Linked DNA regions of Homo sapiens: regions 2, 3 and 4 are each linked to region 1. The links are chromatin loops, found by intact Hi-C in ENCODE. Cell type or tissue: B cell. All regions are shown on one strand.

Region 1 (8,000 bases):
CGAGGTCAGGAGATCGAGACCATCCTGGCTAACACAGTGAAACCCCGTCTCTACTAAAAATACAAAAAATTAGCCGGGCGTGGTGGCAGGCGTCTGTAGTCCCAGCTACTCGGGAGGCTGAGGCAAGAGAATGGCCTGAACCCAGGAGGCGGAGCTTGCAGTAAGCTGAGATTGTGCCACTGCACTCCAGCTTGGGCGACAGAGCGAGACTCTGTCTCAAAAAAAAAAAAAAAAATTAGCCGGGCATGGGGGCACATGCCTGTAATCCCAGCTATTGAGGAGGCTGAGGCAGGAGAATTGCTTGAACCCGGGAGGTGGAGGTTGCAGTGAGCCGAGGTCGCACCATTGCACTCCAGCCTGGGCAACAAGAGCAAAACTCCATCTCAAATAAATAAATAAATAATAAAAAAATAAAAAATAAAGAGGGTGGGCATGATGGCTCAAGCCTGTAATCCCAGCATTTTGGGAGGCTGAAGCAGGTGGATCACTTGAGGTCAGGAGTTCGAGACCAGCCTGGCCAACATGGAGAAACCCTGTCTCTACTAAAAATACAAAAAATAAAATAAAATAAAATAAAATAAGCCAGGTGTGGTGGCGGGTGCCTGTCATCCCAGCTAACTGGGAGGCTGAGGCAGGAGAATCACTTGAACTGGGGAGAAGGAGGTTGCAGTGAGCCAAGACAGCTGCACTGCCCTTTAACCCAGGCAATAGAGTGAGACTATGTGTCAAAAAAAAAAAAAAAAAAGGACATTATTAGAGTTGGAAGGAAATGACCATAGGCCCAGGGTTCCACGGTCCAGACCACCACACACAACTGATGCAGGATATAACCGAGTCATTCCATCCCAGGTAATACCCAAGTACCCACGGGAGGATCAACATCCACGGAAAAGCCTGTGTACAAATTTCATAGTAGCAAATGCTTCTCCTATGCGTCTTTTTTTTTTCTTTTTTCTTTTTTTTTTTTTTGAGACAGAGTCTTGCTCTGTCACCCAGGCTGGAGTGCAGTGGCACGATCTCGGCTCACTGCAAGCTCTGCCTCCTGGGTTCAAGCAATTCTCCTGCCTCAGCCTCCTGAGTAGCCGGGACTACAGGCGCGCGCCACTGCGAGGCTAATTTTTTGTACTTTTAGTAGAGACGGGGTTTCACCGTGTTAGCCAGGATGGTCTCGATCTCCTGACCTCATGATCCGCCCGCCTTGGCCTCCCAAAGTTGTGGGACTACAGGCGTGAGCCACCGCTCCCGGACACGTCTGGCTAATTTTTTTGTATTTTTACTAGAGACGAGGTTTTGCCGTGTTCCCCATGCTGGTCTCAAACTCCTGGGATCCAGTGATCCACCCACCTTAGCCTCCCAACATGCTGGGATTACAGGTGTGAGCTACTGTGTCCGGCCCAAATTGTCTAATTTTTAAAAATAGTTTCTGGGTTATGGATCTGAATAAAGCGTGCAATTAGTGAACAGTTTATAAACCTCTTGTGTGCTTTTAATTTATTTTATTTTATTTATTTATATATATTTTTTGAGACAGAGTCTCGCTCTGTCACCCAGGCTGGAGTGCAGTGGTGCGATCTCAGCTCACTGCAACCTCTGCCTCCAGGGTTCAAGCGATTCTCCTGCCTCAGCCTCACGAGTAGCTGGGATTACAGGTACCTGCCAGTATGCCCGGCTAATTTTTGTATTTTTAGTAGAGATGGGGTTTTGCCATGTTGGCCAGGCTGGTCTCGAACTGCTGGCCTCAAGTGATCCTCCCTCCTGGCCCTGCACAGTGCTGGGATGACAGGCTGAGCCACCTCACCGGCCTCTTATGTGCCTTTTAATCTGCAGGTTCGCCCTCCCTCTCTCTTTCTGTGGTTTGTTTTTGTTTTTTTTTTTCTTTTTTTCTTTTGTATGAAACCCAGTTGTTTTTCCTGTTAAGTTTCCCACAGTCTAGAATTTGCTGATTTTTTTCTGTGATAATTTAAGTTTTTGAATAGTGATGCATTCCCGTGTCGTAAAACTGAAGAGTCAAAAGCATACCCAGACTGCAGCCGCTGGGGAAGAGTGTGGTAGCTCCACAAGAAGTTAAACGGAGGCGGGGTACGGGGGCTGGGCGTGGAGGCCGGGCGCAGGGGCGGATGCCTGCAACCCCAGCACGCTGGGAGGCCAAGGCGGGCGGATCACTTGAGGTCAGGAGTTTGAGACCAGCCTGACTAACATAGCAAGACCCCATCTCTACAAAAAATACAAAAAAATTAGCTAGGCATGGTTAACTGCTGTTTTTGTCAAGATGGGTTATTACTATGTTGCCCAGGCTGGTTTCAAACTCCTGTCCTCAACTGACTCAGAAGGATCAACTTAGCCCAGGAGTTCAACATAGCGAGACCCTGTCTCTACAAAAGAAATGTTAAAAAAATTAACCAGGCCTGGTGGCATGCACCTGTACTCCCAGCTACTTGTGAGGCTGAGGTGGGAGGACTGTTTGAGCCATGGAGTCTGAGGCTGCAGTGAGCTACGATTGCACCTGGAACCCAGGCCTCTCCCGTCTGGAACCCAGGCCCTCACCTACACTGTCAGCCCCTCCACCTGGAACTTGTAGAACTTACCTGTAAGCCCAGGCTTCACCTGAAACCCCAGTCCCCCACCTGGAACCCAGGCCCTCACCTACACTGTCAGCCCCTCCACCTGGAACTTTAGAACTTACCTGTAGCCCCAGCCTTCACCTGAAACCCCAGTCCCCCACCTGGAACCCAGTCCCCCACCTGGAACCTGGGCCTCCCCAACCTGTAACCCAGGCCCCCACCTAGAACCTGGGCCTCTGTGATCTGTAACCCAGGCCCTCATCTGGAACCTAGGGCTCTGTGGAAACTGTGGCACTCACATGTAAACCTGGCTTCCACCTGAAACCCCAGTCCCCCACCTGTAATCCAGCTTGGGTGAGACAGCAAGACCCTGTCTCAAAAAAAAAAAAAAAAAAAAGGCCGAGCACGGTGGCTCACGCCTGTAATCCCAGCACTTTGGGAGGCCGAGGCAGGTGGATCACAAGGTCAGGAGTTCAAGACTAGCCTGGCCAATACGGTGAAAACACGTCTCTAATAAAAATATAAAAATTAGCTGGGCATGGTGATGGGCGCCTGTAGTCCCAGCTACTCGGGAGGCTGAGGCAGGAGAATCCCTTGAACCGGGAGACAGAGGTTGCAGTGAGCCGAGATCGTGCCACTGCTCTCTAGCCTGGGCAACAGAGCAAGACTCCGTTTCAAAAAAAAAAAAGGGAATAAATGTCATGTTACATATATTTTATGAGAATTCTAAAATATATTTTATGGCAGGGCACAGTGGCTCACGCCTGTATTCCCAGCACTTTGGGAGTCTCGCTCTGTCCCCAGGCTGGAGAGCAGTGGTGCGATCTCGGCTCACTGCAACCTCTACCTCCCGGGTTCAAGCGATTCTCCTGCCTCAGCCTCCCGAGTAGCTTGGACTACAGGCGCCCGCCACCACGCCCGGCTAATTTTTTGTATTTTTAATAGAGACAGGGTTTCACCGTGTTAGCCAGGATGGTCTCGATCTCCTGACCCCGTGATCTGCCCCCCTCCCAAAGTGCTGTGATTACAGACGTGAGCCACCGCGCCCGGCCTATTATTTTTTACTTTTTTTTTTTTTTTTTGAGGCGGAGTCTTGCTCTGTTGCCCAGGCTGGAGTGCAGTAGCATGATCTCGGCTCACTGCAACCACCGCCTTCCAGGTTCAAGCGATTCTCCCGCCTCAGCCTCCCAACTAGCTGGGATTACAGGTGCCCGCCACCACGCCCGGCTAATTTTTGTATTTTTAGTAGAGATGGGGTTTCACCATGTTGGCCAGGCCGGTCCCGAACTCCTGACCTCAGGTGATCCACCCGCCTCAGCTTCCCAAAGTTCTGGGATTACATGCGTGAGCCACCGCGCCCGGCCTATTTTTCACTTTTTTTTTTTTAGCCGAATGTGGCGAGGACAGTTATCGGATTATTTGCAGCGGATCCTACACGTCCCCTCCTCCTGCCTCTTGCCCTGCGCTCCCGAAGGGGCCTCCGGACCCGGAGGATCTCACCGCGGGGCGGGGTCCACGGCGAGGGGGCTCGGCCAAGCGGGCAGCCTCGCGCACGCGCACTCAACCCGGACGCGGGCCTCTCCGCCGCAGCCCGCGCCCGCCACCTGGCGGCCACAGCGGTCCGCGCAGACCGCCGGCCCCTTTTCTATCCGCGACCGGATACCTGGCAGGGGTCTAGGAAAGACCCCTCTGGCTGCTGCGGGGCCAGTGCGTGCGAGGCTCGACCCCACTCCATTGCGTGGGGGGGCTGAGCTAGGTCCGTGAAGCGGGGCGGTTGCGATCAAGGCCCCGACTTTTTTTTTTTTTTTTTTTTTTTTTTTTTTTTTTTGAGACGGAGTCTCGCTCTGTCGCCCAGGCCGGACTGCGGACTGCAGTGGCGCCATCTCGGCGCACTGCAACCTCTACCTCCCGGGTTCAAGCGATTCTCCTGCCTCAGCCTCCCGAGTAGCTGGGACTACAGGCGCCCGCCACCGCGCCCGGCTAATTTTTTGTATTTTTAGTAGAGACGGGGTTTCACCTTGTTAGCCAGGATGGTCTCGATCTCCTGACCTCATGATCCACCCGCCTCGGCCTCCCAAAGTGCTGGGATTACAGGCGTGAGCCACCGCGCCCGGCCAAGGCCCCGACTTTTAGACCACTAGTGGAGGAGGTCTGGGACACGGGTCTGCGGCCAGAGAGAGGCCAGGAGGGAGGACTGGCGGGCATTTCTCCGCAGGGTGGGGGTGAACGGGGGCCTGGGCATCGGAGCCGGGGGGAACGTGGGGTCAGCGAGGGGTTCTAGGGGAGGAAATGGTAGGAGAGCTCCTGCCCTGCAGGCTGGAGGGCAGGATCTGTGTGTTTGGGGGGAGTCATGGGTGGGTAGGAGAGATGACAGGTGACAGCCTGGAGGAAGAGATGGAGGGAGGCTTGAGCCCTGGGCGGGGCTGGCAGAAGCCCCCACCTATAACTTGGGACCTCTGAACCTGGAACCCAGCCCCCACCTGGGACCTGGGCCTCTCCCATCTGTAACCCAGGCCCTCACCTAGAACCTCTGAACCTGGAACCCAGCCCCCACCTGGGACCTGGGCCTCTCCCATCTGTAACCCAGGCCCTCACCTAGAACCTGGGACCTCTGAACCTGGAACCCAGCCCCCACCTGGGGCCTGGAACCTCCACCAGGAACTTGTGCCCCCCTCTTTGGAACCCTTGCCTTCACCTGAAAACCCAGTTACCGGCTGGGCGCGGTGGCTCACGCCTGTAATCCCAGCACTTTGGGAGGCCAAGGCGGGCAGATCACGAGGTCAGGAGATCGAGACCATCCTGGCTAACACGGTGAAACCCCGTCTCTACTAAAAATACAAAAAATTAGCCAGGCGTTGTGGCGGGCGCCTGTAGTCCCAGCTACTCGGGAGGCTGAGGCAGGAGAATGGCGTGAACCCGGGAGGTGGAGCTTGCAGTGAGCCGAGATTGCGCCACTGCACTCCAGCCTGGGCAACAAAGCAAGATACCGTCTCAAAGAAAAAAAAAAGGAAAACCCAGTTCCCCACCTAGAACCCAGGCCCCGACCTGAAACCTGGGCCCCTCCACTTGTAACCAGGGACCCCCACCTAGTATCTGAGCCTCTCCCATCTGTAACCCAGGCCTTCACCTAGAACCTGGGCCTCTGCAAGTGTAACCTGGGGTTCCTACCAGGAACCTGAGGCCCTCATGTGTAACCTGCGGCCCCCGACCTGGAGCCTGGGCCTCTCTCATCTATAACCCAGACCCTCACCTAGAACCTGGGCCCCTGCAACTGTAACCTGTGGCACTCACTGTAAGCCCGGACTTCACCTGAAACCCCAGTCCCGCACCTGTAAACCTACACCCCGCCAGGAACCTGGGCCTCTCCAACCTATAATTGAGGCCCTCACCTGTAACTTAAGCCCACACTTGTAACCTGGGGCTCTCTGCTATAACTTGGGGCCCCCACCCATAAGCCAGTTCCCTTAACAGAACCTGCAGTTTGGTGAGGATGAGAGAATGCAAAGAAAGCATTTTCCCCAGGACTACCATAAATAGTCATAAGCATCACTTTTTCCTATTACCATAGCATTACCATTTGTCACGGTTTACCCACCCGAGGTCACTCTGCCTCTTTTTCACTTTATTTTTTTTTTATTTTTATTTTTTTGAGATGGAGTCTCTCTCTGTCGCCCAGGCTGGAGTGCGGTGGCGCGATCTCGGCTCACTGCAAGCTCCGCCTCCCAGGTTCACGCCATTCTCCTGCCTCAGCATCCCGAGTAGCTGGGACTACAGGCGCCCGCCACCGCGCCCGGCTAATTTTTTGTATTTTTAGTAGAGACGGGGTTTCACCTTGTTAGCCAGGATGGTCTCGATCTCCTGACCTCATGATCCACCCGCCTCGGCCTCCCAAAGTGCTGGGATTACAGGCGTGAGCCACCGCGCCCGGCCAAGGCCCCGACTTTTAGACCACTAGTGGAGGAGGTCTGGGACACGGGTCTGCGGCCAGAGAGAGGCCAGGAGGGAGGACTGGCGGGCATTTCTCCGCAGGGTGGGGGTGAACGGGGGCCTGGGCATCGGAGCCGGGGGGAACGTGGGGTCAGCGAGGGGTTCTAGGGGAGGAAATGGTAGGAGAGCTCCTGCCCTGCAGGCTGGAGGGCAGGATCTGTGTGTTTGGGGGGAGTCATGGGTGGGTAGGAGAGATGACAGGTGACAGCCTGGAGGAAGAGATGGAGGGAGGCTTGAGCCCTGGGCGGGGCTGGCAGAAGCCCCCACCTATAACTTGGGACCTCTGAACCTGGAACCCAGCCCCCACCTGGGACCTGGGCCTCTCCCATCTGTAACCCAGGCCCTCACCTAGAACCTCTGAACCTGGAACCCAGCCCCCACCTGGGACCTGGGCCTCTCCCATCTGTAACCCAGGCCCTCACCTAGAACCTGGGACCTCTGAACCTGGAACCCAGCCCCCACCTGGGGCCTGGAACCTCCACCAGGAACTTGTGCCCCCCTCTTTGGAACCCTTGCCTTCACCTGAAAACCCAGTTACCGGCTGGGCGCGGTGGCTCACGCCTGTAATCCCAGCACTTTGGGAGGCCAAGGCGGGCAGATCACGAGGTCAGGAGATCGAGACCATCCTGGCTAACACGGTGAAACCCCGTCTCTACTAAAAATACAAAAAATTAGCCAGGCGTTGTGGCGGGCGCCTGTAGTCCCAGCTACTCGGGAGGCTGAGGCAGGAGAATGGCGTGAACCCGGGAGGTGGAGCTTGCAGTGAGCCGAGATTGCGCCACTGCACTCCAGCCTGGGCAACAAAGCAAGATACCGTCTCAAAGAAAAAAAAAAGGAAAACCCAGTTCCCCACCTAGAACCCAGGCCCCGACCTGAAACCTGGGCCCCTCCACTTGTAACCAGGGACCCCCACCTAGTATCTGAGCCTCTCCCATCTGTAACCCAGGCCTTCACCTAGAACCTGGGCCTCTGCAAGTGTAACCTGGGGTTCCTACCAGGAACCTGAGGCCCTCATGTGTAACCTGCGGCCCCCGACCTGGAGCCTGGGCCTCTCTCATCTATAACCCAGACCCTCACCTAGAACCTGGGCCCCTGCAACTGTAACCTGTGGCACTCACTGTAAGCCCGGACTTCACCTGAAACCCCAGTCCCGCACCTGTAAACCTACACCCCGCCAGGAACCTGGGCCTCTCCAACCTATAATTGAGGCCCTCACCTGTAACTTAAGCCCACACTTGTAACCTGGGGCTCTCTGCTATAACTTGGGGCCCCCACCCATAAGCCAGTTCCCTTAACAGAACCTGCAGTTTGGTGAGGATGAGAGAATGCAAAGAAAGCATTTTCCCCAGGACTACCATAAATAGTCATAAGCATCACTTTTTCCTATTACCATAGCATTACCATTTGTCACGGTTTACCCACCCGAGGTCACTCTGCCTCTTTTTCACTTTA
Region 2 (8,000 bases), 270 kb before region 1:
GGAGGGTGGGGAGTGTGGCACATGGAAACCTCGACCTGGCCACTCGCGGGGCTCGCCCCGGTGCAGCGCGGGCCAACGGCTCGGTGTCAGCTGAACAAAGGGCTGGGGGAGGGGCTGGCTTGGCCCGCGGGCCTTAGTTTGCGACCCCTGCCCCGGTGGCTCTCTGAGCCTGTTTATGCATTTGTGTCCTGGGGTCCCCTATCACACACAGCTGTGAGCCCAGTCGGTGGCTGCTGGGCCGGCACCATTGTCTCCAGTTTGCAGTTGTGGAAACTGAGGCTCAGAGGGTCAGGGGCCTGCTTAGGCTCCCCCAGCCCGGACAGGGCCCAGCAGAACCGATTTCTGCCGGAATGGCCAGGAAATCCGAGCCGGAGGCGTAATGTTTGAGATGTAAGGGGGAATTACTAGAAGGCGCCCCAACTTCTCCGCCCGAGGAGGCCAGGGGCGCTGGGGGAGGGGGGGGCCTCCCTGAGCCATCCTGCTGGTCACTCGGACCAAGGTGGGGGCCAGGGGTCAGGGCCAGGAGCGCTGGGCGGTTCCCGCGGCCAGTGGCGCCCACGCCCAGCGCCCGCGCATCCCCACCGCAGCCAACCTGGCGGCCACGGACGTGACCTTCCTCCTGTGCTGCGTCCCCTTCACGGCCCTGCTGTACCCGCTGCCCGGCTGGGTGCTGGGCGACTTCATGTGCAAGTTCGTCAACTACATCCAGCAGGTGCGCTCCGGAGCAGGAGGGGAGAGGGCGCACTTGGGGACGGGCGGGGGTGCGCTCCGCAGTGGGAGGGGAGGGGACGCACTTGGGGACAGGCGGGAGTGCGCTCCGCAGTGGGAGGGGAGGGGATCGTACGTGGGGACGGGGAGGGGGGGTGCGCTGCGGAGCAGGAGGGGAGGGAGCGCACGTGGGGACGGAGGGAGATGCACTCAGAAGCTGGAGGGGAGGGGGCGCATGGTGGGGCGGGGCAGGGGTGCACTCTGGAGCAGGAGGGGAGGAGGCGCACGTGGGGACGAGGAGAGGGGATGAGCTCCGGAGCGGGGGGCGGGCGCATGTGGGGAGGGGGAGCCCACGTGGGAAGGGAGGACGGACCTTGGGCGGGGCGCGAGGCAACGCATAGGAGAACCAGGGGCTGGGGTGCCCAGCTTGCGGGAAGGGGCTGGGCGGTGGTGCAGCCTAGAACTGGAGTGGGGGGCGGGAATGGGGGAGGGATGCAGACGGGGACCCGGGTCACTGGTGAGGAAGGGCTACTGAGGCCCTGAGGCTTCTTGCCCCGCCTGTCCCTCCATCCCACGCAGCCCCCCTGTCTCAGACTCGGGGTATCAGCCGCCCCCCAAGGGCTCCCTCACTTCCCCAATCCTCCTGCCCTCCTCTCCCAGTCTCCCCACCTTCTGTCCCCTCAACCCGCACTGGACACTCCTCCCAGGACACTTCCCGTGTATGTGCCTGAGTGTTCGCACACGTAGGGGGATCAGCAGGGCGGGCGGACAGGGCAGGCTCCCAACCGCGCAGGTGGCCACACGCCCGGCTGGCGGCTCCCGCAGGTCTCGGTGCAGGCCACGTGTGCCACTCTGACCGCCATGAGTGTGGACCGCTGGTACGTGACGGTGTTCCCGTTGCGCGCCCTGCACCGCCGCACGCCCCGCCTGGCGCTGGCTGTCAGCCTCAGCATCTGGGTAGGTGAGTACAGCTCAGGGGCCTCACGGGAGAAGGCGGACACGTCCTAGTGCCCTGGGCGCCCGGAGCCACCTGCCGCCTCGGTCCAGCATCTGGAAAATGGGCGCAATAGCTCTGCCTGCCTAGGGCCAGCGAGGCTGCAGACGGGGCGCCCGGGCCTTTGCAGGGTGGCTGGGTGAACGCCTCCCGGGGAGGCACGTGGGGGACCGCTGGTTCCCCGAGCGGGGTCTTCATCCTGGCTTGTGGCACAGGCTCTGCGGCGGTGTCTGCGCCGGTGCTCGCCCTGCACCGCCTGTCACCCGGGCCGCGCGCCTACTGCAGTGAGGCCTTCCCCAGCCGCGCCCTGGAGCGCGCCTTCGCACTGTACAACCTGCTGGCGCTGTACCTGCTGCCGCTGCTCGCCACCTGCGCCTGCTATGCGGCCATGCTGCGCCACCTGGGCCGGGTCGCCGTGCGCCCCGCGCCCGCCGATAGCGCCCTGCAGGTGCGCGGCGTGGGTGGGAGGACAGCAAGGCTGGGCGGGCGGGGAGGCACCGTGGTGGGAGGCGCCGGTGGGGGCATCTGCGCGGGCAGGGACAGCCCAAGGGGTCCAGGAGGGGCGGTGCGAGGGGATGAGCTGAGCCGGGCCCCAGCCTTTCGTCTAACCACCTTCACGGCACCCCCCCAGGGGCAGGTGCTGGCAGAGCGCGCAGGCGCCGTGCGGGCCAAGGTCTCGCGGCTGGTGGCGGCCGTGGTCCTGCTCTTCGCCGCCTGCTGGGGCCCCATCCAGCTGTTCCTGGTGCTGCAGGCGCTGGGCCCCGCGGGCTCCTGGCACCCACGCAGCTACGCCGCCTACGCGCTTAAGACCTGGGCTCACTGCATGTCCTACAGCAACTCCGCGCTGAACCCGCTGCTCTACGCCTTCCTGGGCTCGCACTTCCGACAGGCCTTCCGCCGCGTCTGCCCCTGCGCGCCGCGCCGCCCCCGCCGCCCCCGCCGGCCCGGACCCTCGGACCCCGCAGCCCCACACGCGGAGCTGCTCCGCCTGGGGTCCCACCCGGCCCCCGCCAGGGCGCAGAAGCCAGGGAGCAGTGGGCTGGCCGCGCGCGGGCTGTGCGTCCTGGGGGAGGACAACGCCCCTCTCTGAGCGGACCCGGTGGGAATCCGAGCGGCTCCCTCGGGAGCGGGGACTGCTGGAACAGCGGCTATTCTTCTGTTATTAGTATTTTTCTTACTGTCCAAGATCAACTGTGGAAATATTTTGGTCTCTTGTGACGTTCGGTGCAGTTTCGTTGTGAAGTTTGCTATTGATATTGAAATTATGACTTCTGTGTTTCCTGAAATTAAACATGTGTCAACACAGGACTTTCTGGATCATTCCAGAAAGTGTCAGACGTTTTCTCATTGTCTTGTAGTTGACTGTCACTGTGTACGATTCATTCCACTTTTTTTTTTTTTTTTTTTTTTGAGACAGTGTCTCATTCTGTCACCCAGACTGGAGTGCAGTGACGCGATCTCCGCTGACTGCAACCTCTGCCTCCCGGGTTCAAGTGATTCTCCTGCCTCAGCCTCCCGAGTAGCTGGGATTACAGGCGCCCGCCACCACGCCCGGCTAATTTTTGTATTTTAATAGAGACGGGGTTTCTCCATGTTGGCCAGGCTGGTCTCGATTTTCCTGACCTTAAGTGATCCCCATGCCTCTGTCTCCCAAAGTGCTGGGATTACGGGCGTGAGCCACCGCGCCCGGGGCCTCATCCCACTTTTAGAGAGACTAAAATGTGAAAACAGACAGTGCAAATGCCCATCAATCAACGAGCAGATAAAGAAAATGTGGCGCGCGCGCACACACACACACACACACACACACACACAGAGAAGACTACTACTCAGCCATAAAGAGTAATGAAATGGCATTCACACAACCTGGCCGGAGTTGGAGACCACTACTCTAAGAAACTGGAATGGGAAACCAAACATCCTATGTTCTCAGCCTCCTGCCTCAGCCTTCCGAGTAGCTGGGACTACAGGCGCCCGCCATCACGCCCGGCTACTTTTTTGTACATTTAGTAGAGACGGGGTTTCACCATGTTAGCCAGGATGGTCTCGATCTCCTGACCTCGTGATCGCCCGCCTCGGCCTCCCAAAGTGCTGGGATGACAGGCCGTGAGCAAAACTCATTTTCAGGTGAGACGGCGCCACCTAGCGGCCGCCGGCGCTGGCCCCGCCCCTAAGAGCCCGCCCCCCCTCCCCTCCCGCCGGCCGCAGTCCCGCAGGTGCCCGGCAGATGGCACGCGCGGCCCGCGGAGGTTTCGCGCCTTCTTTTCTCGCCTCCAGAAGTCCCAGAGGTGCCCCGTGCCCAGGGCGCGGTGTCGCTCCTTCGGATCCCAACCTGGACCCCCGGTTGGAGGTATCCCCGCTGTGAAGTGGGGCAATCAGAGGCACATTGTGAATTATCCCGGTCTTAGGCACTTTACTTTTGAGGGCCCCTTCTATGAAAACGTTATTCAAAATGGTAATTTATTCTACAATATTCACCGTCAAAGAAAAAAAGAAGAAAAAGATACTTTATTCTGCTTCATGTCCTGGAAGAGGGGTAAAAATGATATTTTATATCTGCGTCAGTATAAAGAGAGATATAACAGGCTGGATTCATTATATATGATTTTTTTTTTTTTTTTTTTTGAGATGGAGTTTTGTTCTTGTTGTCCAGGCTGGAGTGCAGTGGCGCGATCTTGGCTCACTGCAACCTCCGCTTCCCAGGTTCAAGGGATTCTCCTGCCTCAGCCTCCCAAGTAGCTAGGACTACAAGCCTATGCCACCACACCAGGCTAATTTTTGTATTTTTACTAGAGACAGGATTTCGCCATGTTGGCCAGGCTGATCTCAAACTCCCAGCCTCACGTGATCTGCTGACCTCCACCTCCCGAGGTGCTGGGATTACAGACGTGAGCCACTGTATTTTATTTTTTGAGACAGTCTTGCTCTGTGGCCCAGACTAGAGTGCAGTGGTGTGATCATGGCTCACTGCAGCCTCGACCTCCTGGGCTCAAGCAATCCTCTTGCCTCGGCCTCCCGAGTAGCTGGGACTACAGGTGTGTGCCACCACAATTGGCTAATTTTTGTATTTTTTGTAGAGATGGGGTCTTGTTACGTTGCCCAGGCTAGTCTCAAACTCCGGGGCTCAAGAGATCCTCCTTTCTCAGCTTCCCAAAGTGCTAGGATTACAGTCTTGAGCCACGGTGGTCAGCCTTAATTTTTTTATTTTATAAATTTTTTGTGGAGACAGGGTCTATGCCCAGGCTCATCTTGAATACCTAGCCTTAGGCCATCCTCCCGCCTAAGCCTCCCAAAGTCTGGGATTACAGGCGTGAGCCACTGTGCTGAGCTCTCTTCTTTTTTTTTTTTTTTTTTTTGAGACAGAGTCTCCTTCTGTCTCCCAGGCTGGTGTGCAGTGGTGTGATCTTGGCTCATTGCAACCTCCGCCTCCCAGGTTCAAGCTATTCTCCTGCCTCAGCCTCCCGAGTAGCTGGGATTACAGATGCCTGCCACCATGTCCGGCTAATTGTTTTGTATTTTTAATAGAGGCGGGGTTTCACCATGTTGGCCAGGCTGGTTTCGAACTCCTGACCTCAAGTGATCCACCTGCCTTGGCCTCCCAAAGTGCTGGGATTACAGGTGTGAGCCACCAGGCCCAGCCCTAGTTTGGGCTTTTTAACCTGCAGAGCTGTGGGAGCGGGATCTGGGGGGTTTTATGAGGATGTCCCCTACCTGAGTGCAGAGTAGAGAACCGGTCCAGTGACCAGCAGGGTTGGGGGAGGATCACGCTGTTTTTGTGTGGGGGAGGTTCCCAAAGCCCCAGGCGCCCCCAGGAGATGGTCTGGCTGGGAAACCTTCAGAGCTAGGGCTGCTGTGCCCCCAGGAGATGGTCTGGCTGGGAAACCTTCAGAGCTGGGGCTGCTGTGCCCCCGGTAGATGGTCTGGTTAGGAAATGTTTAAAGCTGGGGCTGCTGTGCCCAATGCACAGCTTGAGAAAGAGACTGGGAGAGGTCTGTACTGATCTAAATCCACACTGCTGCCTACCCCTGCGGGGCATGAGGGCATCTGGAATATGGTGGAGCCAGCTAGTCTGCGTAGACATTCCCGGCTCCCTCTCTGGGCTAAAAATAGGAGCCCCCTCACTGCAGGCAGCTGCCATCCTGCATCCCCTCACCCCCCTGCGCGGCCCCTTTGGGGGAAGCTGCAGCCAGCTACCCGGATCACAGCTTCCTCCTGGGAAACGGGTAGGGGCTCTACCCTTCCTGCCCTGGGGGTAATTATGCCCCCACCCTGTGCCCTTCCCTTTGAACAAAGGGCAGCCTAATCCAGAACAGGATGGTGAAAGGGTTGAATTAACATTGGCCCATTTTATAGAGGGATAAACTGAGGCACAGACAGGCCCATGCACCTGCCCTCCAGGTGCCTTTCGGGTCTGCTGGCCTCCAGGTGCTCCATCGTAGGTGGGAGGGACTTCCTGCACCTTCAGACCTGAGCTGGGTCCTGGCCCGAGAAGGGGGTACTCCCACACCCCTTTATCCCGCTGCAGGGAGCGTCTCTCCAAAGCACCCCCAACCTGGGGCAGGTGTCTCAGGCCTCTCCATCGGAGATAGGGGTGGCAGCTGGGTTTGGTGTTTAATATAGCCTTATGGTGGAGGCCTCTCAGACACCTGCCGCCATTAGGTTACACGTGGCCCTGGGGCTGGAAGGCTGGATTCAGGCCTTGTTGTCGGGGGCAGCTCTCCTGCCGGCAGTTTTTTGTTTTGTTTTGTTTTTGAGGTGGAGTCTCACTGTGTCACCCAGGCTGGAGTGCAGTGGCGCGATCTCGGCTCACTGCGACTTCCACCTCCCGGATTCAAGCGATTCTCCTACCTCAGCCTCCCAAGTAGCTGGGACTACAGGCGCGCGCCACCATGCCCGGCTGATTTCTGTATTTTTAGTACAGATGGGGTTTCACCTTGTTGGCCAGGCTGGTCTCGAACTCCTGACCTCTGATGATCCGCCCACCTCCGCCTCCCAAGGTGTTAAGATGACAGGCGTGAGCCACCGCGCCGGCCCCGGTTGCAGTTTTGTGGAGGGAGGAGGTGCAACTAGGTGGAAGGACAGAGAGAAAGTTGCAATGCCGTGTGCTAGTCTAGGGAAAGGGGAGGGAGACGACTACAACCCCGCCCCCAACACTCAGGACCGGGGACCCGAGCCCGCCAGAGACCCTCCACAAGTGAGGGTCCCCCGGGGTGGCCCCTGCCCGCCCTCCAGGCTCCCCTGGGGCTCACGTCCGGGCTGGAGCCTGGGCCTCTGCGCTTAGCCCCCTGGGGTCGCTTCCCGCGCACACAGCTCCCTGCAGAGCACGCGTCCCCCTCCCGACCGCCTTCCTTGCACCCCGCTCGGTGCCTCAGTTTCCTGCTCTGCGCAGTGGCGACAAGAAGGTTGCCAACTACAGAGAGGAGTGAGGGCTGGAGACGTGCAGGGACCTCCCTGGAGGGAGGCGCGGGGCACGTGGTTGGGCAAGCGACCGCTCAGACCGTGTAAGTCATCACCACCTTCACGGGGGGGTGGTGGGCAGCCGAGCTCCCGACGCTGGTGACAGCCGGGCCGGGCAGGGTCGTCCTGGTTTCACAAAGGGGCTCCGGGTCCCAGCGCGCACCTCCCCACGCCCGCGCCGAGCCCCCGTCTGCAGCCCGTCCCTCCCCAGAGGGAGGCCGGCGGGACCCTGGTTCCCTCCCTCCGACGCCGCCCGCCCAGCTCTGCACCGGGTCTTTCAAGCCCATTTCTCAGACTTGGAAACGGCGGCTCCGGAGAGTGAAGTCACTCTCTCAGGGTCTCTCCGTCTAAGGGGCGAAGGTGAAACTCCGAGTCCACGAGGCCCAGCGTAGGTGCTCCGTAAGAAGGGAAGAGACTTGGTCCCGGATCTGGCTCCGATGCCTCCGGCCAGCCCGCCCAGGCGGAGCCCCAGTCAGTCCCCTCTTCTTCCCCCGGGGCGCTCCCGCCCCAGCCCCTGCCCCCGGCACCCTCTGCGCTTGGGGCCGCGTCGCGCACTTTGCCCACCGTCCCTAGGCCGGGGGCGGGGCCTCCCGCGGCGCTGTTCCCCTTCCCGTTTATTATTTATTATCCTTTAAAGGGGCCGCGACCTGAAAATTTCCGTCCACTCTGCCCGGCTCCCCAGCGCCCCCGGGCTGGTTGCGCGTCGTCAGACCGCGGGAGGGGGGCGAGGGGGCGTGCGGGGAAAAGTGGGGAGCCCTGGCGAGGCCCTCCCGCGCCCGGGCCGCGGCGCTGAATCACCGGCCAGGTATTTGCATCCGAGAGCGACTCGTCCCCTGGTGAT
Region 3 (8,000 bases), 140 kb before region 1:
TGGCTAATTTTTGCATTTTTGGTAGAAATGGGGTTTCACCATGTTGGTCAGGCTGGTCTCAAACTCCTGACCTCAGGTGATCTGCCTGCTTCAACCCTCAAAGTGCTGGGATTACAGGCGTGAGCCACTGCGCCCGGCCGCACCTGGCCTACGTTCTTAACCCTGATCTCTGTCTGCCGGGACAGTCCCCTCACAGGTCACCAATGCCTCTTCCCCAGGGAGACTGGGGTGGGGCGTGAGCCGGGGCTCCCTGAAGCACCCCTTTGTCCACACAGGCACTCCTCAGCTGCTGGCCCTGGTACAGCACTGGGTGCCCGGGGCACGGCTGGTGGAGGAGCTGCCACACGAGCTGGTGCTGGTGCTGCCCTACACGGGTGCCCATGACGGCAGCTTCGCCACACTCTTCCGAGAGCTAGACACGCGGCTGGCGGAGCTGAGGCTCACTGGCTACGGGATCTCCGACACCAGCCTCGAGGAGGTGTGAGGCCTGGGTGGTGGTGAGGTGGGGCCAGGAGGAGGGCTTCCTGGAGGAGGTGGTGTTTTGAAGGATGAATAGCGTGTTTATGAGCAGCAAGGACATTCAGGGAGGAGGCATGGCACATGAGGAGCTCTGGTGGCTCAGATGTCCCTTGGGAAGGCCTGGGGGACCCATGGTGTAGGAGGGGTGGGGGGCTCACAAGCCCCCAGTTCTCCCTGTCGGTGTCCAGTCTCTGAGCCCCTGCTTGTCTCCCCAGATCTTCCTGAAGGTGGTGGAGGAGTGTGCTGCGGACACAGATATGGAGGGTGCGGCCACAGCTCCCTGACCCCTGACCCCAGTCCAGAGTGGGACCAGAGGCCAGGTCCCCATCCCTGGCTTAGTGTGGCCCAAGGCATAGCCTTTACCCTATACCTGATTCCTGATCCCCCAATCCGTGACCCTCAACTTTGACCCTGACCCCTGATGGCCCTGCAGATGGCAGCTGCGGGCAGCACCTATGCACAGGCATTGCTGGCCTAGACGTAACCCTACGGCTCAAGATGCCGCCACAGGAGACAGCGCTGGAGAACGGGGAACCAGGTAAGTCCTTCCCAGTGGCCCTGGGGTCCTCCCAGCCACCCCCCCACAGCAGCGTGAGCACTGACCCTCTCATCCCTCACAGCTGGGTCAGCCCCAGAGACTGACCAGGGCTCTGGGCCAGACGCCGTGGGCCGGGTACAGGGCTGGGCACTGACCCGCCAGCAGCTCCAGGCCCTGCTTCTCAAGCGCTTTCTGCTTGCCCGCCGCAGCCGCCGCGGCCTGTTCGCCCAGGTGAGGAGGGCTAGCACCAGGGAGTCGCATGGGAGTCCCTGAGTTCCCTACCCTGGCCGTCCACTCAGTGGCCTAATCCAAACCCTTACCCCCGTGTGTATTCCCAACCCAAAGCACATTTATTGAGGGCACTGGGGAGCCATGGGTGGTTGTAGAGCAGGAGCAGGGACAGGTGCAAGCAAGCCTGGAGGGTGGATGGAAGCAGCAGCTGATGGGCTGGTCCCCCAGATCGTGCTGCCTGCCCTCTTTGTGGGCCTGGCCCTCGTGTTCAGCCTCATCGTGCCTCCTTTCGGGCACTACCCGGCTCTGCGGCTCAGTCCCACCATGTACGGTGCTCAGGTGTCCTTCTTCAGGTGGGTGCAGAAGGAAGGGGCTGGTGGCAGGAAGACTAGGGACCTGGGGGTACAGCCCTGACCCTACATCTCCCCTCACACACAGTGAGGACGCCCCAGGGGACCCTGGACGTGCCCGGCTGCTCGAGGCGCTGCTGCAGGAGGCAGGACTGGAGGAGCCCCCAGTGCAGCATAGCTCCCACAGGTGAGGCGTCTTGTTGGCCTGGACCTTTCCCCTCTCTGGCCTCAGTTTTCCCATCTGGTCCCTGGCCAGGGAGCCTCAGGGGGCACCTGGAGCATCCCCTGTGCCCACCTGGGAGCTGGGAGCCTCTGTGGCTCCAGGAACCCCCAGAAGCTGGGTGCCCACAGACCTTCACCTTGACCCTGCAGCGCCCTTGAGTGTGCACAGCCCATTGTCTGCAGGTTCTCGGCACCAGAAGTTCCTGCTGAAGTGGCCAAGGTCTTGGCCAGTGGCAACTGGACCCCAGAGTCTCCATCCCCAGCCTGCCAGTGTAGCCGGCCCGGTGCCCGGCGCCTGCTGCCCGACTGCCCGGCTGCAGCTGGTGGTCCCCCTCCGCCCCAGGCAGTGACCGGCTCTGGGGAAGTGGTTCAGAACCTGACAGGCCGGAACCTGTCTGACTTCCTGGTCAAGACCTACCCGCGCCTGGTGCGCCAGGGGTGAGCCATGCCCTGGGACTCAGTTTCCCTGGCTATAGCATGGGTCCTTGGGTTGCTGGGGCTGGTGTGGTCCTGGAGGAGGAAGTGGAGGGGTTGGATGCCCAGCTTGGGGCTACGGGCTGGGAGTCTCGCGTACCTTCCTTTCCTCTTTTTTTTTTTTTTTTTTTTTGAGATGGAGTCTCCCTCTGTTGCCCAGGCTGGAGTGCAGAGGTGTGATCTCAGCTCATTGCAACCTCCACCTCCCAGTTTCAAGCGATTCTCCTCCCTCAGCCTCCCGAGTAGCTGGGATTACAGGCACGCACCACCACTCCCGACTAATTTTTGTATTTTTAGTAGAGATGGGGTTTCACCGTGTTGCCAGGCTGGTCTCGAACTCCTGACCTCAGGTGATCCACCCGCCTTGGCCTCCCAAAGTGTTGGGATTACAGGCAGGAGCCACCGCGCCCGGCTTTCTTTCCTGTTTTTGTCCACCCTTGACTCTGTGCTCCCCTCTCACCATCTCTCTCTCTGTCCCACATCCCTGTCTGCCTGTGTCTCTGTCCATCTCTCCCACAGCCTGAAGACTAAGAAGTGGGTGAATGAGGTCAGGTGAGGAGGGGTCTAGCTTGGGGTCCCCTGCCCCAGTTCCACTCCCATGCCCTCTGCCTGCCCCCTGGGAGCTCTCCCGGCCCCCCCGGCCCTCAGCTCCCCTTCCCTGCCTGCATGGCCCCACAGATACGGAGGCTTCTCGCTGGGGGGCCGAGACCCAGGCCTGCCCTCGGGCCAAGAGTTGGGCCGCTCAGTGGAGGAGTTGTGGGCGCTGCTGAGTCCCCTGCCTGGCGGGGCCCTCGACCGTGTCCTGAAAAACCTCACAGCCTGGGCTCACAGCCTGGATGCTCAGGACAGTCTCAAGGTGGGAACTGGGGGGGCAGGTGGGCGTCCTGTCACAGCAAGGTCCAACCCCATTGCTCTGACCCTATGACCTTGACCCCCACCCAGATCTGGTTCAACAACAAAGGCTGGCACTCCATGGTGGCCTTTGTCAACCGAGCCAGCAACGCAATCCTCCGTGCTCACCTGCCCCCAGGCCCGGCCCGCCACGCCCACAGCATCACCACACTCAACCACCCCTTGAACCTCACCAAGGAGCAGCTGTCTGAGGGTGCACTGTGAGTCCCTCCACCCTGCATGTCCTACCCTGCACGTCCTACCCTGCCTCCATTTCTCTGTCGTTTGGGGTGGTGGGAGCTGGATTTGAACCCTGACACACTCTTGCTTTATAAATGGGGGATAGAAACTGTTCCTCTGCTCCCTAAGCCAGGGAAATGGGACCTCCTCAGACTCAGCGGGCCCCAGCCTCCCCCACACATCCTCATCCCACCAACCTTTATCCTGCCTGAGACCTGTACAACCTCTGCTGCCAAATCCCAGGCACCCTCATCCCTAAATTGCCCCTGCCATCTCTGCCACTGCTGACTGCCCCATAGACCTTTGTCCCATCAATGGCGTGTTCAGCTCTGCTCTGAGCAACCCATGCACCCTCACCCTACAACAGCTCTCATGTCTTCACCTCCAGGATGGCCTCCTCGGTGGACGTCCTCGTCTCCATCTGTGTGGTCTTTGCCATGTCCTTTGTCCCGGCCAGCTTCACTCTTGTCCTCATTGAGGAGCGAGTCACCCGAGCCAAGCACCTGCAGCTCATGGGGGGCCTGTCCCCCACCCTCTACTGGCTTGGCAACTTTCTCTGGGACATGGTGCGGGGGCTGCTTGGACGGGTGGGGGCCCAGCCACTGCTTGCCACTGCCCTGTCTGGCCCCTTGTAGGCAGGGGCTTGTCCAAGATGGCCTGGGTAAAGTCTTGAGGATTGTGGGAGACTTTGTGCCTTCCTACTCAAAAAGCAAGGAGGTCAGGGTGGGAACAGGGCTGAGGGTGGCAGTGCCCACCTCTTTAGGCTGATAAAGGTAACTGCCATCTCCAATGCAGTGTAACTACTTGGTGCCAGCATGCATCGTGGTGCTCATCTTTCTGGCCTTCCAGCAGAGGGCATATGTGGCCCCTGCCAACCTGCCTGCTCTCCTGCTGTTGCTACTACTGTATGGGTGAGGCCCCCAGTCCCTCAGGGCCTATTCTTACTGACCCCTTACTGCCTTCCACATTAATGCTGCTGAGATAGAACTCTGCAGTGACTCCCAAGGAGAGGATATGGAGGTCTGAGGTGATGCCGTGTGTGATCCAATTCAGTGGTGTGCCAAGGTGGCCTTAAAAGCTCATCTTATCCTGACTCATATTAGTAGAGTTCTAAGGCAGCCCATGCCTGTAATTCCAGTACTTTGGGAGGCCGAGGCAGGAGGACTGCTTGTGGCCAGGAGTTTGAGACCAGCCTGGGAAACATAGAGAGACCCACCTCTAAAAAAGAAAGAAAGAGAGAGAAAGAGAAAGAGAGAAAGAAAAAAAAAAAAACAGAAATGTGCTTTGGGTGAAAATGTCAAGGTCTAAGGCAGAGAAGATGGGAATGGAGATTTTTATTCCTCTCAGGGCTTCTCAGTCTGAGTGGTTACTCCAGTGACTCCTATTGTCCCTTCAGCTGGTCGATCACACCGCTCATGTACCCAGCCTCCTTCTTCTTCTCCGTGCCCAGCACAGCCTATGTGGTGCTCACCTGCATAAACCTCTTTATTGGCATCAATGGAAGCATGGCCACCTTTGTGCTTGAGCTCTTCTCTGATCAGGTGGGGCACCACGAGGCTGGGGCTTGGGCTGGGTTGGGTCGTTGGACTCAGCCCCTGACCAACATCCGTCTCCCACCCTTGAGCAGAAGCTGCAGGAGGTGAGCCGGATCTTGAAACAGGTCTTCCTTATCTTCCCCCACTTCTGCTTGGGCCGGGGGCTCATTGACATGGTGCGGAACCAGGCCATGGCTGATGCCTTTGAGCGCTTGGGTGAGAACTTCCTGTCAGGTGGGGCCATGGCTACAGATAGCTAGCACCCTTGGAGACCTAGAGTTAATTATACAGAGTGGAGAAAAACAGCCCCCCAGGGAGACAGCCAGGGTTCTTAGGTGGCCCTAAGGTTGGGCCAAGTTGGAGGTACAAGAAAGCAGCCATAAAAAGCTAATTCTTAGATTACATCACAAGAGGCCTCTTCTGTTTTCTATGCCAATTAGACTCCAGCTGAGTGGCCTATCCAATTTGTGTTCCTTTCCCTTAAGAATCCAGAGTGACATGGATGGAGAAAGGGCCAGAAACCAAGACTCTCATGGACCCAGTCCCTCCTTTCTATATCCACAGGAGACAGGCAGTTCCAGTCACCCCTGCGCTGGGAGGTGGTCGGCAAGAACCTCTTGGCCATGGTGATACAGGGGCCCCTCTTCCTTCTCTTCACACTACTGCTGCAGCACCGAAGCCAACTCCTGCCACAGTTAGTGAGGTCTATGGAGAGGGTGGCAGGGGCCAAGGACCTACTTTAAGCCCACAGATATTCTGTCCCCAGGCCCAGGGTGAGGTCTCTGCCACTCCTGGGAGAGGAGGACGAGGATGTAGCCCGTGAACGGGAGCGGGTGGTCCAAGGAGCCACCCAGGGGGATGTGTTGGTGCTGAGGAACTTGACCAAGGTAGGTGTGGTCAGGTCGACTGCTGGGTGGGGGGTGCTCCCACTGGCCCACTCACCTTTCTGAAAGACCTGCACTCTCCCAGGTATACCGTGGGCAGAGGATGCCAGCTGTTGACCGCTTGTGCCTGGGGATTCCCCCTGGTGAGGTGAGTCCAGGGGTGGAGGCCAGGTGCAGGGACAGTGAGTGGCTGCCCTACTGCATGCCCTGCCCATCATCCTTTACTGAACACCTACTGTGTATCCACCACCTTTTATTGGGCACCTACTGTATGCCAATATTTGTGCTCCTATTTTTATTTTATTATATTATTATTTATTTATTTATTTATTTATTTATTTATTTGAGATGGAGTCTCACTCTGTCTCCCAGGCTGGAGTGCAGTGGTGGGATCTCAGCTCACTGCAAGCTCCACCTCCCGGGTTCATGCCATTCTCCTGCCTCAGCCTCCCGAGTAGCTGGGACTGCAGGCGCCCACCACCACGCCCGGCTAATTTTTTTGTATTTTTAGCAGAGACGGGGTTTCACCGTGTTAGCCAGGATGGTCTCCATCTCCTGACCTCGTGATCCACCCGCCTCAGCCTCCCAGAGTGCTGGGATTACAAGCGTGAGCCACCACACCTGCCCTATTTTATCTTTTTTTAGAGACGGAGTCTCACTCTGTCGCCCAGGCTGGAGTGCAGTGGTGAGATCTCGGCTCACTACAAGCTCCACCTCCCGGGTTCACACCATTTTCCTGCCTCAGCCTCCCAGGTAGCTGGGACTGCAGGCGCCTGCCATCACGCCTGGCTAATTTTTGTATTTTTAGTAGAGACAGGGCTTCACCATATTAGCCAGGATGGTCTCGATCTCCTGACCTCATGATCCACCCGCCTCAGCCTCCCAAAGTGCTGGGATTACAGGCGTGAGCCACTGCGTCTGGCCTGTGCATTTATCTTGAGCCAACAAAACCTCATTAAGCACCTACTGCATGCTTACCTCTGTTAAACACACACTGTGCTCACTAAAGAGGTGTACTGAATACTTTTGTGTCCATCAACGTTTATCAAATACCAATAGAATTTATTGGACCCCTATTGTATACACATCTACATCAAGCACTTGCTCACAGCCAGCATTTATCAGGCACCTGCTTTGTACCAGTTCACATTCAAGCACCTACTATATACAAATGTATTTGCTGTGTGCCACTTATTGGCCACCTACTAGGGCTGGTACACATCTGCAAACAAGTGCTGTTTGTTAGCACACATTGCAGTATATATATATATTTTTTTTTCTTTTTTTTTCTTTTGAGATGGAGTCTCACTGTCACCCAGCTTGGTGTGCAATGGTGTAATCTTGGCTCACGGTAACCTCCGCCTCCCAGGTTCAAGCGATTCTCCAGCCTCAGCCTCCCGAGTAGCTGGGACCACAGGCACATGCCGCCATGCCCAGCTGATTTTGTATTTTTAGTAGAGACGGGGTTTCACCATGTTGGCCAGGCTGGTCTTGCACTCCTGACCTCAAATGATCCACCCACCTTGGCCTCCGAAAGTTCTGGGATCACATGTGTGAGCCACCATGCCCGGCCTTTGTTTTTTTCTTTTTTTTTTTTTTTGAGACAAAGTCTCGCTCTGCCACCCAGGCTGGAGTGCAGTGTCACGATCTCGGCTCACTGCAACCTCTGCCTCCCAGGTTCAGGCGATTCTCCTGCCTCAGCCTCCTGAGTAGCTGGGATTACAGGCGCCCGCCACCACAACCGGCTAATTTTTGTATTTTTAGTAGAGATGGGGTTTCACAATGTTGGTCAGGCTGATCTTGAACTCTTGACCTCAGGTGATCTGCCCACCTCGGCTTCCCAAAGTGCTGGGGTTACAGGTGTGAGCCACTGGGCCTGGCCCACAGTATATCTTTACTAAGCACCTACTGTGTGCTGGCCAACCTCTCTACCTTGGGCTGACTGTGCACCTAGCCTAAGTACACACAGTGTGCCAGGAAACATATGGAGAGCTCATGCCCTGATATTTGTTGAGCACTGCTGCACACGACCTTTATAGGGTACCCACTGTGTGCCAAAAGCCATTCCCTGCTAAGTGACAGCTTTATGCCTCGCTACATACCCCAATATCTGCCT
Region 4 (8,000 bases), 81 kb before region 1:
GGGACACAGGGCCGCATGAGCCTGGGCGGGGTCAGGGCCGGCAACCCGAGCGAAAGCTGCGCCCGGCGGCCGCCTACCCGGTGGAACTTGCGGCGGAGGCTGTCCAGGGCCTCCAGCTGGCTCTGCCGGCCGATGTTGGGCTTGTACACCGTGAAGAACTGGCCGCGGTTCTGCTCCGCCAGCAGGCAGCTGGGCTTGTTACCGCGGACCTGCGGAGGGGGGCGTTGAGGCCGCGCCCCGGTCCGCCCCCCGCGGGCCCTCCTCTGGGGGGGTAACCCCGCCCGACCCCACCTTGTAGGAGAGGTAGAAGCCGTCATAGGGGCCCGTCAGCGCCAGCGACTTGGCAAAGGCGTCCTCCCACTTCAGGCCGCGGTCCACGCTGATCTGCCACGGCACGGGGTGGGGGGGTGTGAGTGTGGTGGGGGCGGGGTGGGCAGAGTGTGAGGGGCTGTGGGGCTTCCTGCTGACCTTGTAGAAGACCACCTGCCCGTCCTGCGGGTGCCCGGGAGCCAGGAACACCTGCTGGCTCTCCTCGTAGATCTCCTCGATACCGGGAGCAAGGTCTAGGGGGGCGGGTGGAGGGTAAGTGGTGTCCAGGCCTGGGACTGTGGGCTGGGGCCAGGGTCAGTCCCGTAGCCGGGGCGCACCCTAGAGACGACCCCCCGAGAGCACAGGAGAGGGTGTCCTGGATCCTGGCCTGACCTGGCCCAGCGTGGGGATGGTGCACGTGGGCCCCAACCTGGCAACCGCTCAGGTCCTAGGTAACCCCGAGCAGGCTGTGGGGGATCGTGGGAGCCTGGGGGCCGCTCAGGTCCTATGTAACCCCGAGCAGGCTGTGGGGGATCGTGGGAGCCTGGGGGCCGCTCAGATCCTAGGTAACCCCAAGCAGGCTGTGAGGAGATTGTAGGAGCCTGGGGGCTGCTCAGGTGCTGGGTGACCCCAAGCAGGCTGTGGGGGATCGTGGGAGCCTGGTTGGCTGCGGCACTGCTCATGAGTGAAGTAGCCATGGCCCGGACCCGACCCTCATCTGGACACAGGGAAGTGGTCCTGATGGACAGGCCTGGCCCCATGAGGCTGGAAGCACAGGCTCGCCGGCCTTTCGTTCACAACAATGTAGCAGGTGCCCCGTGAAGCCTGGGGATGAGCATGGTGGGCAGCGTGCACCAGCCTGGGCACCTTCCAGAGACGTGCACGGTGATCCCACGAGCCCTGTGCCTGCATCCGCCCAGTCTCACCCAGTACCCTCGCTCACCCAGGATGCATGGCGCTTCCACGAGCCCCTTGCCCACCTAGGCCCTCGCCGTGCTCACCCACAATGCACGGTGTTCCCACGAGCCCCGAGCCCACCTGGGATGCCCGGCGTTCCCACGAGCCCCTCGCCCACCCGGGATGCACGGTGTTCCCACGAGCCCCTCGCCCACCCGGGATGCCCGGTGTTCCCACGAGCCCCGAGCCCACCCAGGATGCATGGCGTTCCCACGAGCCCCGCACCCACACCCACCCACACCACACCCCGGCACCTGTGCTCACCCAGGATGCCCATGTCGTATTTGCCCTCCCGCTTGTCCATCTCGATGAGGTGGTCGAAGGTGTCTGAGAAGTACTGGAACAGGGCGTTCTGCTTGTGCACCTCCAGCCCCAGGATGCGGTTCAGGAACTTGGTGATGGAACAGTCTGGTAGGGGAGGGAGCCAAGCCTCAGGCTGCGCTGGGAATCCCTCTCCCTGCTTTGCTCACCACCCGAGGCCAAGGTTGCATGAGATGAGAGACAGGAGCGCCTCTGGGCCTGGGTGTGGGGCACTCACCCTTCTCCACGTCCAGGCAGCCATTCCGGGACTCCCGGCCACCAATGCCCACAGACAGCAGGCCCTGCTTCATGTCTGCGGGGAGAGGGGCCTCACATGCTGGTCTTCCCACCCCTGCCCCTCCCTCGAAGCCCCTAGCTCCTTTTCCAGAGACCAGCAGCTCCCTGGGGGGCTGGGGAGCAGCTGCAGCCTAGGGCCAGGGCCAGGGCCAGGAGCGGAGCCTTTTGCCTGACTTACAGGAGTGAGAACAGCATGTTCTTGGGGAGTAAACCCAAACCCCAGGCCCCTCAGCTGCCCTGGAAACCCACCCGGCAGCTGCTGGGGGCCGCCTTGGCTCCCTTTGCCTTCACAGCCCTCTCTGTCCGTGTGTGGGGAGGGGTCACTCAACACACAACCGGCCTACAAAGCCTGCTGCCCCAGCTGCTCTGGAGCCCAGTGCTCTGCAACCCCTGCCCCTCCCAGGAAGACCCCCACCAGCCCAGCTTACCCCGGAAGAAGGTGGGGACCCCTCCAGGGTATCCCTGGGGCACAGGCACTTTGTTCTCAGTCTGGCTCAGGATGGTGGTGAGGACACAGTGCAGGGCCCGGGTGCCATACTAGGGGGAGAAGGTGACTCGGGGAGGAGGCCCAGGGAGGAGGCTGGCTTTCCCTGGACCCCTGCCTCCCCAGAACCCCACCCTCCCCTAGGCCCCTGGACCCTGCCCTCCCCTAGACTCCTAGACCCCACCTCCCCCAGCTCTCAGCCACCTCCTCCCCGGGGGTCCTAGACTGGGTCCTCCCCCAGACCCCTGGATGCCACCTCCCTGAGCCCCTAGAAGCCCCCTTCCCCCCTGGGGGTCCTAGACCCGGCCCTCCTCCAGACCACTGAGCCCCACGTTCTCCAGCCCCCATCTACCCCCTCCCCCAGGCTCTTAGATCCGGCCCTCCCTAGACCCCTGCCCCTGCCCCGCCCCCCAACCCTGCCTTCCCTGCAGTACCTTGTTCTCAAAGTTGTACTTGCTGAGGTCACGGGACTCCGTGGCGCGGCGGTCTCCGTGGGTCAGGGCCCCCTGCCAGGGGTGGGGAGGCCATCAGTTGGTCACCTGGGGTCTGGCCTCTAGCACCCCACAAAGCTTTGGAGAGCCTTCCTGGGCCTGTCCCTGGTTCTCAGCCCCACCCCCACCTGCTCACCAGACTCTCCAGGCGCTTGGCCACGATGGAGGCGAACCGGCGCTCCCCGGCCAGCTCCGAGATGAGGAAGACATACTCTGGCGCGGAGACCTGGTTGGACCGGTGGGTGCGGCCTGGGGGCAGAGCTGCTCTCAGGGCCCGGCCAGGCGGGGGCGGGGCCGAGACCATGTTGGGGGCGGGGCCAGGCAGCGCTGGGGGCGGGGCCGGACTCACCGAACTGCTGGATGGCGCGGTCGGCGCTCCACGGCAGCTCCAAGGTCATGTGCACGCGGCGCCGCTGGTTCTGGACACGGCGGTCGGCTTGGAGGGAGACACCCGAGCTGGAGGCCTCCGAGATGATGGCCACGAGCTAGGGGGAAAGAAGGGGCCGGGACACGGTTGGTGCAAGGCCCGCCCCAGCGTTGCCGCCACCTCCTCACCCACTAGGCCCCCGCTCCAGGTCACCAGGACGTCCCGGGGCAGCGAGAGGCCTGCGGGGCGCGGACACCACCCGCCACACGGCCACTCGCGCCCGCACCTGGCACACACACACTCCAGAAGTGCGCGGGTCCACAGTCCCCGGGGACCCTTGGGCCCCTCTGTGCCTCTTGGGTCCCGTGGGCCGCGCCCAGTGCACTGCAGCCCCGCACCTTCTCGCCGCTCATGAAGCGCTGCTTCTCCCTGAGGTTCACGTGGTCGATGGACAGACCCTGCTCTGCCCGCGACTCGAAGGCCACCGTCCCGTCGGGCCTGGACACCACGCGGCCTTTCCTGCCGGTCATCTGCAGCCGAGACAGGGACAAAACCGGCCGTCAGTGTTGTGGCCTCGCAGGAGTCTGGCCACCCGTGTCTCAGCTTCCCTATGTCCTACAGTGGTCATGGGCTCCCAGCTGTGCACGGGAGGTGGGGGTGCTGGGAAAGGGAGGGCGGGACTGCTGGACCCAGGCGATGTGTGCCTGTCCAAGGCCTGGTATTATCAGCCAGCCGGCGCCACGAAGTGAAAAAGTGAAGCTGGGCGGGGGCAGGGAGTAGGAGGCCGCAGAACCAGGCCCAGGGGCTTGTGTCCTGGCCCTGGGCACCCCAAGGGGTGCGTTCAGGCAACGATCTAAGCAGAGGCCTGCGCAGGCCAGGCTGGGGGATCTGGGGCTTAGAGGGATGGGGCAGGCCGTCCACAGGAGGTCGTGGCCTCCCGGGCCGAGCTGGACAGCACGCTGCTGCCCCAGGGCTCCCCAAACGCCCCCTCCTCGCAGGGCCGCGGAGACGCAGAGTGACCAGCAGGGGCCACCAGAGCTGCACACAGCCTGCGTGAAGCCCCACCCACTGCCCATGCCCCGCCCACCACACTCCAGCTGCCACGTCCCACCCACCTCCGCCACCCGCTGGGGGCCGCCCAGCTGGTCGATGAGCTCGTCCAGGGTGTTGACTGGCAGTTCCCGGCCCAGCCGCCGCACTTTGTCCAGCAGATCCTGCTTCAGCCGCTCCACCCGCTCCAGGACCCCGGGGCCATGCGGGTCTCTCTGCAGGAGGCACAGGGGTCCTAGGGAGGAGGTGGAGGGTCAGGGCAGGACATGTTGGCTGCCTTCTAGGGCCCACCTAACTCAAGGCTGGCCCCTGGAGGGCAAGGACAAGGGGCCCGGGGCAACCCTGAGGGACGGCAGGGTGGCGGGGAAGCCCGGCACCGTGGCCCAGGACTGCTTTTCTGCACTTGTCTCCCTGAGACCAGCTGGGGCGAGACTAAGCCTCCTGTCGCGGACCAAACACTGTGACCTCACTGCCTCCACAGGGGTAGGGACTGCCCAGCCCCAAGCCCCAGCTCTGCCTCTGACCAGTGGTATAACCCCTGACCTCCCCTCTCTGGGCCTCAGTTTCCCCCATCTGTAAAGTGGGCACCATAGCAGCAGCTGGGCTCAGGTGGGCTGGACTGAGGGCTACAACCTGGGGTGGGTGGTGACCGCCAGGAGGCCGGGGGAGCCTCAGGCTGGAATCCTGACCCAGAGGTGGCTGCTCAGCCTGGACTGGAATCCTGACCCACAGGTGGCTGGCCAGCCTGGGCAAGCCCTCACCCCGGTCGTCACTGGGGAGCCCGACTGCATCAACGATGACAACGTCGTCATCCACCAGGGACTCGGGGGAGGAGTTGAAGTCGCTGTCCAGGCCAGGGTCCGACTCCGTGCTGCTGTCGTCACTGATGCGGATGACGCCCGCTGTCTCGCACGCCAGCCGGGGGGCTTTGGCCCCGCGTCCCCGAGGTCGCCCTGCAGGGAAGGACAGGGTCACCGAGGGCCAGACCGCAGCAAGGTGGAGGAGCAGGTGGAGGAGACGCAGCAGGACAGAGCAAGGCCAGTGGTCCGAGCTGGGGAGGTCCATCCGAGAACCCCCTGCCTCTGGGCAAGCAGCTCAGCTGTTCTCCAGGGACGCCCTCTAGGGAACCCCGTGCCCTGTGGCCAGGAGGGTACGGTGTGGGGGGCCATATTTTATTTATTTATTTTCTTTTGAGACGGAGTCTTACTCTGTCGCCAGGCTGGAGAACGGTGGCATCTCACTGCACTCTCTGCCTCCTGGATTCAAGCGATTCTCCTGCCTCAGCCTCCTGAGTAGGTGGGATTACAGGCGCCCACCACCACGCCTGGCTAATCTTTTGTATTTTAGTAGAGATGGGGTTTCACCATGTTGGCCAGGATGGTGTCGATCTCCTGACCTCGTGATCCACCTGCCTCAGCCTCCCAAAGTGCTGGGATTATAGGCGTGAACCACCACGCCTGGCTTATTTATTTATTTTTGAGATGGAGTTTCACTCTGTTGCCCAGGCTGGAGTGCAGTGGTGCGATCTCAGCTCACTGCAACCTCCACCTCCCGGGTTCAAGCAATTCCCCTGCCTCAGCCTCCTGAGCAGCTGGTATTACAAGCATGCACCACCACACCTGGCTAATTTTTCTATTTTTAGTAGAGATGGAGTTTCACCATGTTGGCCAGGCTGGTCTCAAACTCCTGGCCTCAGGTGATTTGCCCGCCTCAGCCTTCCAAAGTGCTGGGATTACAACAGGCGTGACCCACTGCACCTAGCCAATATTTTATTTTTATTAATTTTTTTGAGACAAGAGTTTTTTCTGTCACCCAAGTTGGAGTGCAGTGGCATGATCTCGGCTCACTGCAATCTCCACCTCTCAGGTTCAAGCGATTCCCCTGCCTCAGCCTCCCAAGTAGCTGGGATTATAGGCGTCCACCACCACGCCCAGCTAATTTTTGTATTTTTAGTAGAGACAGGGTCTCACCATGTTGGCCAGGCTGGTCTTAAACTCCTGACCTCAGGTGATCCACCCGCCTCGGCCTCCCAAAGTGCTGGGATTACAGGCGTGAGCCACCACGCCCAGCCAACGGGACAATATTAATAAACCCATATCCAACGTCCTTTCAGGCCTGGCCAGTATGGTGGACACGCGGGGTGCCTGGGGAGGCCACACACCAGACTTCGACAGGCAGCTCTGGGCTTCCCTGTGACAGAAGCCTGGGGGTTATCAATGGGCTCCCCAAGGGACCGTGGAGACCCTGAAAACGGAAGGTGGGAGGGGTCTCGCTCAGCACCCGCGTCCGTGTCCCGCCCCCCGGGTCTCGCTCGGCACCCACGTCTGTGTCCTTCAGGCTGTCTGTTGCTTCCTCTTCCCTAAGCGTTCCATGGCAGGGTCCACGCAAGACCTGCCACTGGCAGCGGAGCCTTGAGCCTGCCTGGCACGGACAGGACCTGCATTTGGCTGAGTGGACGGGGGAGTGGGGGAAGCAGGGAGCGACCAGCCAGCCCCCGGGGGGAGAAAGCAGAGGGGCAGGGGTGGGTGGGGCCATGGGGGGCAGGGCTTACGTTTCCGCTTGCTGCCCGCTCCTCTGTCCCGCTTTCTCTTGGTGGACGGAAAGTGCTTCTGAATTAGCGACAGGAACACGCCTCTGAAAGTGAGACGCGGAGTTTATTCTCACACGAGGAGCTGAGGCCAGGCGGGGTTGCTCTCCAGGAGCTGGACGCACCCCTGGGTCCCTGTGGGGGTCCCGGACAGGACCGGGCCTGGGCAGAGGGTCTCCTGTGTGGAGTGGGCTGGGGAGGACTGGGGGCTGCCTGTGAGCTCTCCTCTGGCCTCCTGGTGTCACAGGGCCACCTCGGCCACCAGGCTTCCCCCGCTCTGAGGAATGTGGCCGGATATGATGATGGCTCCCAGGACAGGGGCAGGGGGCAGGGTGAAGGGGTAGCTGGGGGCATTGGGGAGCTCCGACCCCCAGGCAATGGGGGGATCTAGGGGGGCTGCTGTGACCCTCCCGGGGCATTCTCAACCAACAGGGGAGAGGCTGGGGCTTCAGACAGCTGGGAGGGCCAGCCCCTAAAATCCACAGCCCCCTTGTTAAAACGGCACAGATGCAGGAAGCCTCCTTCTGAGACCCCTGGAGACCATGTCCCAAACCTTCCAGGCCCACCATGCCTGGGGTCCACCTCCAAGCCTCTGCTTTAGACCTGGAGCAGCGGTGAAGGCCTCTGTGGCTGAGGCTGGGGGCCCAGCAAAGCCCACCCCAGCACCTCCTGCTGCTGGGGCCAAGGGGCAGGGTCAGGCCACAGGTGGCCACAGAGAGGGGTGGCCATGAGCGCAGGAAGCCCACAGTCCTGTCCCCACCGTGACACTTACTCAGCGGCCGAGACGAAGCAGTTGAGGTGCCCATCGTTCTCCCCCAGCACCTCCCGCGTGCGCGCCTCGCCCGTGGACTGCAGCCCGATGACCACGCACTGTGGGACGGCAGAGGACTGTGAGCCACCAGCCCTGCTGTGGGGCCTCTGTGGGGCCAGAACCTGCCAGGCCTGGGGTGATGGCCACATCCCTCACTCTGCTGCTGTGCTCGCCTCCCCAGGAGGGGCCACGGCCCCCCTACAACACACACTGCTGGGTGGGGGTCTGCCGGCTGCCTGTCTCGGGATGGTGAGCTGCCCACTGTGTGGTCACACTCCGCTGTTCTGACACCCTGGCTGGCTCTGATTGGAAGACGGACATCCGGGCGTCTCTCACCCACCAGGGTG

Evidence for each region. A loop is a pair of places that touch in the nucleus more often than their neighbours do. Peaks named below come from ENCODE experiments on the same cell type or tissue, not always from the same donor. Only the 100,000 strongest peaks of a DNase experiment are listed, where the experiment ranks them.
Region 2: it touches region 1 in a loop (8-fold over the local background); 27 of 110 quality-filtered maps call a loop at or near these places.
Region 3: it touches region 1 in a loop (7-fold over the local background); 13 of 110 quality-filtered maps call a loop at or near these places.
Region 4: it touches region 1 in a loop (15-fold over the local background); 104 of 110 quality-filtered maps call a loop at or near these places.

Annotation. Positions count from the first base shown.
Region 1 is chr19:1,190,513-1,198,512 of GRCh38, forward strand. No RefSeq gene overlaps it. Among named protein-coding and RNA genes, the nearest start is that of STK11, 11 kb to the right of the region's middle. RefSeq lists a silencer at 4,021-4,250. In B cell, CTCF peaks have their summits at 4,185 (motif pointing left) and 4,415; a DNase peak (open chromatin) is centred at 4,139; H3K4me3 peaks cover 720 bases; H3K27ac peaks cover 421 bases.
Region 2 is chr19:917,957-925,956 of GRCh38, forward strand. KISS1R (KISS1 receptor) reads left to right here. Exons shown (of 5, transcript NM_032551.5): 2 at 588-712; 3 at 1,534-1,669; 4 at 1,918-2,150; 5 at 2,334-3,049. The coding sequence ends at 2,792. It also overlaps a transcript of ARID3A not described here. Among named protein-coding and RNA genes, the nearest start is that of ARID3A, 4.1 kb to the right of the region's middle. RefSeq lists enhancers at 951-1,891, 1,892-2,831 and silencers at 1,963-2,352, 2,583-2,652, 3,879-3,958, 6,939-7,028, 7,119-8,000. In B cell, CTCF peaks have their summits at 63, 3,827 (motif pointing left) and 4,029; DNase peaks (open chromatin) are centred at 1,835, 2,385, 3,915, 7,755 and 3 weaker places; H3K4me3 peaks cover 4,363 bases; H3K27ac peaks cover 1,413 bases; H3K27me3 peaks cover 1,298 bases.
Region 3 is chr19:1,053,054-1,061,053 of GRCh38, forward strand. ABCA7 (ATP binding cassette subfamily A member 7) reads left to right here. Exons shown (of 47, transcript NM_019112.4): 24 at 276-478; 25 at 735-783; 26 at 953-1,057; 27 at 1,140-1,288; 28 at 1,517-1,641; 29 at 1,727-1,825; 30 at 2,044-2,298; 31 at 2,854-2,886; 32 at 3,013-3,190; 33 at 3,277-3,446; 34 at 3,854-4,031; 35 at 4,261-4,376; 36 at 4,862-5,006; 37 at 5,093-5,216; 3 more. Among named protein-coding and RNA genes, the nearest start is that of ARHGAP45, 10 kb to the right of the region's middle. RefSeq lists an enhancer at 3,131-3,630. In B cell, no CTCF peak of the experiment used is centred here; DNase peaks (open chromatin) are centred at 4,458 and 5,113; H3K27ac peaks cover 392 bases.
Region 4 is chr19:1,109,215-1,117,214 of GRCh38, forward strand. SBNO2 (strawberry notch homolog 2) reads right to left here. Exons shown (of 32, transcript NM_014963.3): 16 at 7,615-7,712; 17 at 6,807-6,889; 18 at 5,017-5,208; 19 at 4,321-4,490; 20 at 3,604-3,735; 21 at 3,188-3,323; 22 at 2,975-3,087; 23 at 2,782-2,853; 24 at 2,292-2,400; 25 at 1,805-1,879; 26 at 1,531-1,674; 27 at 469-563; 28 at 292-384; 29 at 78-209. Among named protein-coding and RNA genes, the nearest start is that of GPX4, 9.2 kb to the left of the region's middle. RefSeq lists enhancers at 1,626-2,545, 2,546-3,465, 3,466-4,385, 7,694-8,000. In B cell, a CTCF peak has its summit at 4,205 (motif pointing right); DNase peaks (open chromatin) are centred at 682, 958, 3,357, 4,287 and 5 weaker places.